2 separate regions of the Homo sapiens genome follow, and region 1 is linked to region 2. Evidence: read pairs that join two places in POLR2A ChIA-PET (ENCODE). Cell type or tissue: A673. All regions are shown on one strand. Each heading gives the region's core, and the rest is flanking DNA. Links, peaks and the distances in the headings are about the cores only.

Region 1 (5,324 bases), core at 325-5,324, 410 kb after region 2:
AGCTGCTCCCATCCCATGGTGGGGTGGGCCTGGAATGGGCCCGGCCCTCTAGCCTGGCACATGAGGCTGCTCTATGATAATGTGTGTCTGTCGGCTTGACCCAGGTCCGCATCGAGGAGGACGTCGTGGTGACTGACAGCGGCATAGAGCTGCTGACCTGCGTGCCCCGCACTGTGGAAGAGATTGAAGCATGCATGGCAGGCTGTGACAAGGCCTTTACCCCCTTCTCTGGCCCCAAGTAGAGCCAGCCAGAAATCCCAGCGCACCTGGGGGCCTGGCCTTGCAACCTCTTTTCGTGATGGGCAGCCTGCTGGTCAGCACTCCAGTAGCGAGAGACGGCACCCAGAATCAGATCCCAGCTTCGGCATTTGATCAGACCAAACAGTGCTGTTTCCCGGGGAGGAAACACTTTTTTAATTACCCTTTTGCAGGCTCCCACCTTTAATCTGTTTTATACCTTGCTTATTAAATGAGCGACTTAAAATGATTGAAAATAATGCTGTTCTTTAGTAGCAACTAAAATGTGTCTTGCTGTCATTTATATTCCTTTTCCCAGGAAAGAAGCATTTCTGATACTTTCTGTCAAAAATCAATATGCAGAATGGCATTTGCAATAAAAGGTTTCCTAAAATGGTCCTTTGTGCGTGGCTTCCCCTTTATTCCTTTGCAGATGAGCATTTGGGACCCCGTGCACCCTGAAAAGATGGCTCACCTGGTGTCAGTATCAAGTCAGTTCCAGGAAGATGGTGCTGGCAGCACAGGCCCTCTAACGGCTGCTTCTGCCTCAGACTGGCCTGGCGGGACAAGGGCAGAGTCCTCCCCGAGGAGCCTGCTTTGAGCCCCTGGGACTCGGGGCTCTGGTGTCACCCTGTCACTTGCTGCAAGGTTTCCCAAGCCTAACAGGCATCAGAACCACTGGGGCATTTGGTAAGAGATTCCTGGGACCCCCACAGACCATCTGACCCAACGTCTAGGGGCAATGGCCCAGGAATTGTGTATTTCACAAGCGCCCGCCAGATGCTCCTGACAGACAAGTGTGAGAAGTACTCCTAGGCAAGGTGGTTTTAGCTTGTCAGTACCAGCGCAGCCCGAGGTTTGAGGTGGGGCAAGCAACGCTGCAGGAAGATCCTAGGCACTCAGGTCAGACTGGCCAAGTCACCCCGCGCCATGCCTTTGCGCAAGTTAAAGGGCGGACTGATTTAACACAAGTCTTTCTGATACGGTCACTGCCTCCAAACTAGATTTCTGAAGGTGGTAGAATCATGTAGCGCTTGAGCTGCAGATATTTAAAACCTGAGACTTGCAGGGATCTCTTGTCCTTGATTTCTTTTTCATGTGGGACACACTAGCCAAAGCCAGCATCTGTCGGAGACACTGCCAACGAAGGCAGCGCCACAGCCAATTTGCAGAGACCGCTTGTCCTCCCTAAGTGTAGTCCTTGAACAAATTCTACCAGGCAGGAAGCCAGCCAGGGCCCAGCCATGCCTGGTGAAGTATCTGTCCTTGCCTCTGCTTGTCCAGTTCTCCCAGGGTCCCGCAGAACAGCCCACCCCTGGAGCTGGTTTCTAGAATTCTGTACACCATTCCAGGTTTGCCTTCTCACAGAGCTCCCATCCAAGAGTTCCCAAGCCAAGGTGAAAGATGACAAGTGAGAAGGATGCCACAGATGAAACCATGAGGATGAGGGGGTGGAAAACTGTAGCTTAAGAGACGTTTTCAGAAGTCACCAAAGGCCAGCACAGTGGCTCACGCCTGTAATTCCAGCACTTTGATCACTTGAGGTCAGGAGTTTGAGACCTGCCTGGCCAACATGGCAAAACTTCATCTCTATTAAAAATGCCAAAATTAGCTGGGCGTAGTGGCACACACCTGTAATCCGAGCTACTCCGGAGGCTGAGGCAGGAGAATCTCTTGAACCCAGGAGGCAGAGGTTGCGGTGAGCCAAGATCATGCTACTGCACTCCACCCTGGGCAACAAAGCAAGACTGCCTTTTTAAAAAAAAAAAAGTCACCAAAGAGTTTAATACAAACTGATTTCTTCCTATGGTAATAACACAGAAGTGCTTATAAAGTGGTCACATTAAAATAAAAGCCAATTTCAGTTCCAAATCACCATTTATCTTATCTGCTTCTTAGATTTATAACATCCATTCTTTAAGGTTTTCTGCTGGTACAGATACATTCCCTAAGCTATCCATCTGTGACATTGAGCAGTAGCAATTATGTCTTTTTAGCCAGGCGCAGTGGCTCATGCCTTGGGAGGCCAAGGCTGAAGGATCGTCTGAGGCTGGGAGTTCAAGACCAGCCTGGGCCAACATAGGGAGATCCCGTCTCTTAAAAAAAGTAAAAATAAAAAACTAGCTGGGCGTGGTGGCACACGCCTATAGTCCCACCTACCCTGGAGGCTAAGGTGGGAGAATCGCTTGAGCCCAGTTCAAGGCTGCAGTGAACTATGATCGCACCACTGCGCTCCAGCCTGGGCAACAGAGCAAGACCCTGTCTCTTAAAAAAAAAAAAAAAAAAAAAAAAAAAGTATCTTCTGAGTGTAAGGAAAGTTGAAGAGTTCACCAAGCACTTCTCCACCCCTGTTCCCCTGTGACAGACACAGTCTGGTGTACAGGGCTTTAATTTCCACCACTTTCAGGATAAAACCACTCAAAGTCAGGATGAAGCTCAAAATGGACAGTTTAGTTCTGTTAATTGAGAAACAGAGCTGAGTGCACCATACATCTTTCTCCTTCCTTTCAGACATTCCATACCAAAGCTGCCCGTTCCACATAAACATCTCTGATTATCAAGAAGTGAACAAAAAGGAGCAAGGAGAAATCTCTTATTTCTATCTAAACACTTTTCAGAGGGTCACTAGGAACAGAGAGGTCACGTTTTTCCTGAGCCAGTAGGTCAAAGGGTGCTCTTTAAAAAAAAAATTTTTTTTTTAATAAATAGAGACAGGAGTTTGCTATGTTGGCCAAGTTGGTCTTGGAACTCCCGGCCTCAAGCAATCCTCCTGCCTTGGCCTCCCAAAGTGCTAGGATTACAGGCGTGAGTCTCCACCTGTCTCAAAGGGCATTCTTTGGAAGCACAGGTCTAGAGGGCCCCAGTAGCTACCTCCGCTACCCCCATGTTTGTACCTAACTCTGTCTCTTCTAACCTCTGCAGAAATTCATGTAGCTTCAGAAATCCATTAGAGACCCCGCCAGAAAGCTGTATAGTGTGCTACAACCCTTCTGAAACTCAGTGTCTAGGTATTCATTCAATACATAATTGAGCATCTACTCTGCCAGTGCAGGATACAAACATGACCCCTCCTTCCAGAGCCTCTAGTCTGCTGCGAGGCCTTCACCTCAAACCAGCATGAACAAATATATTGTCTCAAACACTGCAAAGTGCCATGAAGCAAGCAACAGGATAGGCTTAGCGTAGACAGCCAGGGGGCTGAGACAGAGAGGGAACTTGTTAGTGAAAAGCCAGAGGAGATGCTTCATTCCAGACAGAAGGAGCTGTCCCAGGAAGGGCAGAAAAGAGCTTGGAAAAGCCCTAGAGCCGAAGTAGAGTGACACAGGAGGATGGAGGGAAATTAAGTTGATGAGGGGAAACGCCACGACACAAGGAGACTGAGTCTCACCCCGGGTGCAATGGGGAGCAACAGATGGTTCTGGAGAGCAGGCAGTGACGCTGCCATCCAGGAACACCAACGAGGAGCCAGTCACCAAGTCCAGGCAAGCGAAGAGGATGGCTCTGCATGGGGGTCGGGGTGGGTGAAGCAGACAGGTACCGGAGCTCCATTTAGAAGGTGGAAGTGAAAGGTGGCGATGTGGAAGCGCATCTGGTTTTAACAGCTTCTTTACAGGGAGGGACAAGAGGTGGCGTTTGGGCTGCAAAAAGTGTAACGCGTGACTGTTTCACTGACAATCCTATTCCTTTTCCAAGTCCAATTCTATAACCCCCATTTCTCTAGATGCCTCTATACAGCTTTCAGGCCTAGAGCTCTGTGAGGAGTGGGATACTGCAGTAAAAGAATACCTAGGCAATGGTGTTCTCTGAATGTATGTAAAACTGTAAAACGCTTATGAACTCTCTGGCTAGGCACAGGCAGTGGATGAGCTGGTCTAAAAGTGCTTTTGTCAGAAAAAGACCGGCCCCCCTCACAAAGATGTCATCACTCGGTAAAATTCCCCAAGACACGTTATTGGATTCTAAATCACAACTAATTCAAAAAAGTGAAACGGGCCACACTTCCCATAGAAATAATTCCTGACCTCCACTTTTCATTAAGATGCAGCAAGCAGAGATTTATTTCCCAAGACATGAAAATAATTGAGGCATCAGAGAAGAAAAGCATTTAAATGGCATTCCCTTGAAATATTCAATTCACATCAGCTCCCTGGACTCAACAGTTTATGAAATCAGCAAATTCATCTCTACAGACACTCTATGACGTAAATGAGGACAGTGTCCACATGTACTACAAAACTCCAGATGGGGAAAGGCCTTACTTTAAATTCTTGACTATCTATCTCGAAACATAAGAATTTCTTCCCTCTCTAAATGGAAACCATGTTCTGAGACACTAGGTGATTAAGCGGGAACCCATTTATTCAGTTATTCCTTTCCCTATTCTGGTATAATTTTTAGTTTAGACCAAGTGACTAAAAATATAACTAAAGATGTATCCCATGTTCAGAGAAAACTATTTTCCTATCCACTAAGGGCAAACGGGGAGATCTAGACTTGGACACAAATACCTCTGCCTGTCTCCCCACTTTCCCCACCCCTACCCCCAGCCGTCCAGTGTGGGAACAGGAAAGACAGCAAGGCACCTGCCTGGGCTTCCCAGCTGTTTAACATCTGGACTGCTTTTTGGTATCTAATATAAAGAAAGCCACGATGAAAGACAAGTCATTGTTCCAAAGTTGTTTTTTATTTTATATTTGTTGAAAGAAATAAAATTATATTTAAAAAAAATAGAGAAATCTCACAAACTGATGAAAGCCAGGAACAAAAAGAACAAGTTAGTACTTTTTCCTGAGAGGCAGATCTAACAGCTGCAGAATGGACTTCTTCCTTCCCAGCTTTTGTGAAACAAAACAATTCTCCTAAGGCATCAGAAAGCACTGAGTGCAAAATGGGTTGTTCAGGTACAAGGTCTCAAGCCCTCTAATGGGGACTGGGAAACGTGAAAAGCTGCTACAATTTCCTCTCCTTTAATACCAAATGTTAAACTGTCTATACTTCTACTTTTTATGTAAATTTGAGAATTTCACACTCATGACCTGCATTTCGGACCTGGTCGTGTTTGATTAAAATCTTACTACTTAGTGATC
Region 2 (5,365 bases), core at 312-5,311:
CCGAGACCACTGCTTAAGTCAGAAGCACAAAAGTGGGTGCAGTGAGAGATACAAGTTCATTCCACCAGCACCAGCATCAAACCCAGCACCCAGCCCCAGTGCGCCCTGGCCCGCCTGTTGCAGGGGCCTCAGCGATAGCGGTCGGGAGGGCCCACAGGTTTCCAAACTGGCCCGGTAGTGACCCGCTTCTCCAGCTGCGGCGGGAGACCCGGGTCCCTGCCCGCCCGCCGCCGAGCCCCGCCCGCCCGAGCAGAGAGAAGTGAGCAGAATGCCACGCTCATTTACACACAAAATGATTTTGTGTCCCATTGCGCTCGCAGTTGTTCGGCTCTCTGGGGGTGATTAAACTGGCTGAGCTGCGGCAGCTTGAGACGATTTCACTAAATCGCTTCTTCTGAAGTCGCTTCTTTGCTAAGCTGTTATTTTAACCATAAAAGGTAAACAGAAGGCGCCTCTCGAGCTCCCCTCGGCTCCGCACTCAGGGCGCTGGCCCGGGGCGAAAGTCCTGGGGGCCTGCACAATTGTCCCAGGGGTGGCCCCGGAGAGGCAGGCGGGCCACCTGGTGCGCGCCAGCCTCCCCACCCCCCCCCTCCCGCCTCCGCCGCGGAGCCAGCCGGCCGGTGTGAACTTAGGGGCGACGGGAGAGGGCTTGGGCCAAGGCTGGAGGCGCCGCGGGGCGGGGTGGCCGCGGCACCCGAAGCGCGGGGCTGGGCTGGGAGGGGTTGCCGCGGAGGCGGGGCGGGGACAAAGTTAAATCAAGAGGCAGACACTTGGAGACCACAGATGGGAAGCTCGCCTAATTAAGGACGTAAAAGCGCTTTTGTTCTCAAAGTTTATTGTTGCCGGGATTAAAAAAAAATTAATTGAAACTAATGCTGTTATTCACTCGTGCAGTTAAATTCCTTCATGCACATTTGAGATACGGAGCGAAAACTTGAAGCTTATCTTTCTGCAGTCGCGGGTGGGGGCCGCCGGAAGACAGAAAGGCGCTGCAGAGGCGGGGGTCCGCCCCCGGGTGTGTTTGCGAGTGTGTGCCGGGTGCGCGCGTCCAGGTCAGGGGGTGCGGGCGGGCAGCGGGGAACCGGATCTGCAGGCGGCGATCCCTCCCATCGCGGCCCCTCTCCCAGCCCCAAACCCTGCGCGCCCGGGACCACCACCAGCGCGACAGCCCCTCCTGCCAGGTTTCGGACTCGTGGGGTGGGCGTCAGAGGACGCACATCTGTCCCACTGGAGACTTTCTCTGATTTTGGGCGCCAAGCCGGGACTTGTGCATCCCGAAGCCCCAGTTGCGTGAGCCCGTTTCTGACCCCGGAAACTCGCCAGCTCTGCAGGGCGCTCGGCCCAGAACAGGGGCCAGAGTGCGGGGACCTCCACAAGCGCGCGCGCGCGCGCGCGCACACACACACACACACACACACACACACACACACACCGCGCGGCAGGAAGCTCCGAGACCGCCCGCGTGGGGAGGGTCCACCCGCGGCCAGGACCAGCCCACGTGGGCAACCCCACTCTTGCACCAGGCCTTTGTGCTGGGCACCCCCGCGCCGCCAGCCCCCGCCGCCCAGCAGAGGGACAAAGCGGCCGCCCCCGCCCAGGTCCAGACCCTGGCCGGGCGACTTTCTCGGTATCGCAGCCACTTCGGGGCAGGGTTGCGCGGCTCTGAGCGGTGGCCGCCCGCGCTGAGCTTACCTCGGAGCCGGCAGATCGGGCTCGGGCGCAGCCCCCGCCCCACGCAGCTGCCGGTCTCGGGCGCCGGGCGCAGCTTCGCCGCCTATGCTCGCTGCGCGGGTCGCTCCGGTCTCGTCCTGGAGTTACTTTCTCTCTCGCCCCCAACCCTCCCCCCACCCACCCCTCCCGCCCCGGCCCCCGCTTCACGCGGCCCCTCGCGGCGCGGCGCGCCGGGGCCTCCCCTCCCCACCCTCCCCTCGCCTCCTCCCCTCTTCGCGGCCGCCGCCTCCGCCGCCGCCGCCTCCTCCTCGCGCCGCTCTCCGGCTGCCCTCCCGCCGCTCCCACCTCCTCTCCTCCCTCCTCTCTCTCCGGCGGCCTCCCTCGATTGCTGGAGAGAAAACCAGCCCCCCACTCCAGCCCCTAGCCAGCGCCTCGCCGCGGCCCAGCCCGGACGTAAAGGGCAGCGATCCGGCCCCAAATTACCCAGCGCGAACGGGCGCGCGCGGCGACTCCTGGCTCGGGGCTCGGCTGCGCCGCGGGGCAGAGGATTAGAGTCGCAATTAGCTCCGCGCGCCCGCGCCTGGCGACAAAAACGCGCCGTTTCCCCTCCTTTCGCCGGGCGATCCCCACCCGCCTCTCCCGAAGCCCGCGCCTTCCCGCCGGGGCCGCGGCCAGGACCCTCCCGGGAGCGGTGCGCCCAGGCCCCAGCGCCCTCCGCGGCCCAGCCCCCCGCCCCCCGCCGGCCGGCCACGCGGCGCCCGGGCCTCCTCCGGGCTCGGGGAGGGGGCGGGGGAGAGGCTGATTTTAATCATTGTCATTTCATCTGATGTAATATTTCCCCGGGCGCTTTCAGCTGGGCATAAATTTTCGGCTCCCAAATAAGTAACACAGGGCACGTTTCTCACATTTCTTGACTCCTCGGTTACAAAGAGGAGAGCAGCCGCCGCCGCGGCGCCCGGGGCTGGGGGCGGGACTTGGGAAGAAACTGGGCTGCCAGTCGGTCGGGGCTGGAGCGGAGCCGGGGGCCAGGCCGCCCCTCCCCCGCTCCCTGGCCGCCCTCCCAGGGTCTCTGCCCCGCTGCCCCTCTCCCGTGACGTCTGCGGACACGCGGTCGGCCGCCGCGGGGGAGGGACGCGCTGGGGCACCGGGCCGACCGCTCGCGGCTAGACGCGCCATTTCCTTTACGCGCGCGGCGCGATGGAGACGGCGGCAGCCAAGACTCCCCGCGGCCGAGGTCCGCGCCCCGGACGCCCCTCCCCAGTCTCCGCTTCGGCCGCCCCTTCCTCCTTTTCTCCCACTCCCACTCCTCCTCCCCTTCCTCTTCCTCCTGTTTCCTTTGCGCCCCGCCCGTGCCTCCTCCTCCTCCTCGGCGACCATTTCCCGGCTCCTAGGAAACGGAGCGCGCGACTGGCCGGCACTGCGCCCCCGCCTGGCTCCAGGGACGCCCGGGCCGGAGACCGGCTGGGACCGCGGGGCGGGTGCGCACGGGCCGGAACGGCGCCTGGGTCCCGACCGCCGGCTCCGGCCGGGCCTGGACGCCCCCTAGCGGCCGCACTCCCGGGGTGGGGGGCGCTCGGGGTCGGCCTGGAGCTGGGGTGAGGGGGACTCGGGGTGCCAGTGGGAGGAAGGTGAAGTGGGGGGGGCTTTCTCCCTCTACTAGAGGACCTCGCGCGCGTGGAGAGAGCGTCCAGACAGCGCTTCCGTAACTTCTTTACGCGGGAATCAGCCGAAACTTTCCTCCTAAGGGAAGGTTTTATTTATTTATTTATTTTCGAGTTCGAACTACAGGAAAAAGGGGGAAATTTTCTCATTAAAGTTACATCCCTGCAGTTAGTTCAATTATTTGATATATGCAGAAGATGTTGTAAATTTATAGATTTAAATAGCTTACAAAGATGCCGCAGGCCCCATCAGTTAATTTCCTTAATTTATGGATTTTGAGCTGCTCCTGGAACAGAAAGAAGCCCTGGAAGTAGGTCAGGGATCTGTGCAGGGGTTGGGAGGGGCTCCCGCGAGGCCCAAGGGCTGCCCACTCTGCTCCCTACGCCCCGGTACCTCCGGGCTTCCAGCTCCCAGCTTCGGCTCAGCAGCGCGCTCTCTGCGCGTTCGGCACGCTGGCCAGGCCCGGCCCGGCCCGAGAGGTCAGCCCAGCTTTGTGGCCGACTGTCCCAAGCACGACATAGGAACAGCAAAGCCCTCCATCAATGCACATCCCACTCAGCATTGAGGGACCAGACACAAATAGAAAGTGAAGCAAGTATTCAAATACTTTGATCTCCTGTATCCACCCTTAAATGCTGGCTAGAATCACAATCGGACGAGGTTGTGTGTGTGGGTGCCCCCAACTTCATGGACAGAAACGTCCTCCCCCGCCCCAGGCCTTTGTGGAGGGTGGAATGAGGGAAGGTGGAGCAGGCTTGTGTTGGAGGATGAGGGACTCACTGAAAATCCGCTTGTCATGGCTCCTGTGGCCCCCAGCGCCCCTCACACCTCTTTTGTCCCTCATCCTAGGTGGCTGCGGTAACGCCTTTGTTTCGTGTTCAATCTGGGTGAATATATACATATAAATTAATACTTGAAAGATTGGTATAAGCGAAACTGTTTTAGGAAGCCACATGGCAATGTGATTAGTATGGGTATTCATGATTTAACATTTATTTTCCCACTAGATGAAGTTTCTAAGATTTGCAAGGTACATGTCAAGGACGGGTGTATAAATGGATTTTTATTTATTCACAACTCCAAGACTAATTGCTTCTCTTTGCCTCAAGGCCATGAGATTGGTTTTAATATGACACTTCAAAAGTATTCATGGAACTACAGAGCTACTAAGTGTCATTGTTTAAGAGACAAATCTCACCATGGTACTGGTGACCCTGAAAATAGGATATTCTACTTTATTTTAAATTCCTACGTGTTTTTTTAAGAGTTTCACTTTATACCAATTATAATAAAAATGTACAATTTAGTGGAAACAAGAACTGGACGACTTTTATTTCCTTAGTACGGCTGGGGACTTTGTTTCTGTATTCCTGAATCCTTTTATTTAAGAGCTGAACTTTATACGTGTCATTAAGAACAGTAAGTTTGGGTCATAATTTATTCTCAAGTGTTTTAAAAGTTCCTAGCTAAATGTCAGCCATCTCTTCCACTGGGAGACTTGGATATGGACAGTGATAGGTATTTAATGATCTGTGGTATATAATGCAATGGTGATGCATTTTTTAATTGAAAGATGTAGAATTTGGACTGAGAACATATTGAAACATCTCGTGGAGTACATCCTGTTTCATTACTGTGGTTCAAGAGATGACATCGGACGTGAGTCCAATCAGAACTTGCTCTATCATTAAGAGTTGACTGGCACTTAAGTCATTACAGTTCATAGTTTAAAAAGCAGATTCAAACCTGTGCTCTCACACAGCGGGGCATTTGCAGGATGTAAAACCCATGGCAAGACCTCAGGTTTCCAGATGTTTCAAGGTGGCTTCCAATGTGATGTTGTTCTTTGTTGCTATTGCTGTTTGCAGGCTATGTTTAAAAATTAGGATCTTAATAAGGAAGGGAAAATGAACCCAAAATGAGATCACAGACTCTGCTGAACCCAACCTTCTCAGCAAGGCTATAATCAGACAAGCAGATGAACAGACTGAGAGACCTGCCTGCTGCTGTCTCCGGGAGGGAGGACTGGGGT

What was found. Peaks named below come from ENCODE experiments on the same cell type or tissue, not always from the same donor. Only the 100,000 strongest peaks of a DNase experiment are listed, where the experiment ranks them.
Region 1: POLR2A ChIA-PET joins it to region 2 with 14 read pairs; 2 of 35 experiments call an interaction of 5 or more read pairs at or near these places.

Annotation. Positions count from the first base shown.
Region 1 is chr19:33,382,262-33,387,585 of GRCh38, reverse strand. It overlaps CEBPG (CCAAT enhancer binding protein gamma), which reads right to left. Exons shown (of 2, transcript NM_001806.4): 2 at 4,900-5,324. PEPD (peptidase D) reads left to right here. Exons shown (of 15, transcript NM_000285.4): 15 at 105-636. The coding sequence ends at 242. Among named protein-coding and RNA genes, the nearest start is that of CEBPG, 11 kb to the right of the region's middle. In A673, for the core only: no CTCF peak of the experiment used is centred there; no DNase peak of the experiment used is centred there.
Region 2 is chr19:33,793,315-33,798,679 of GRCh38, reverse strand. It overlaps KCTD15 (potassium channel tetramerization domain containing 15), which reads right to left and starts at 1,810. Exons shown (of 7, transcript NM_001129994.2): 1 at 1,693-1,810; 2 at 1-12. RefSeq lists a silencer at 3,112-3,231 and an enhancer at 3,877-4,386. In A673, for the core only: CTCF peaks have their summits at 3,054 and 3,258 (motif pointing left); DNase peaks (open chromatin) are centred at 2,209, 2,579 and 3,159; H3K4me3 peaks cover 3,024 bases; H3K27ac peaks cover 2,074 bases; H3K27me3 peaks cover 1,211 bases.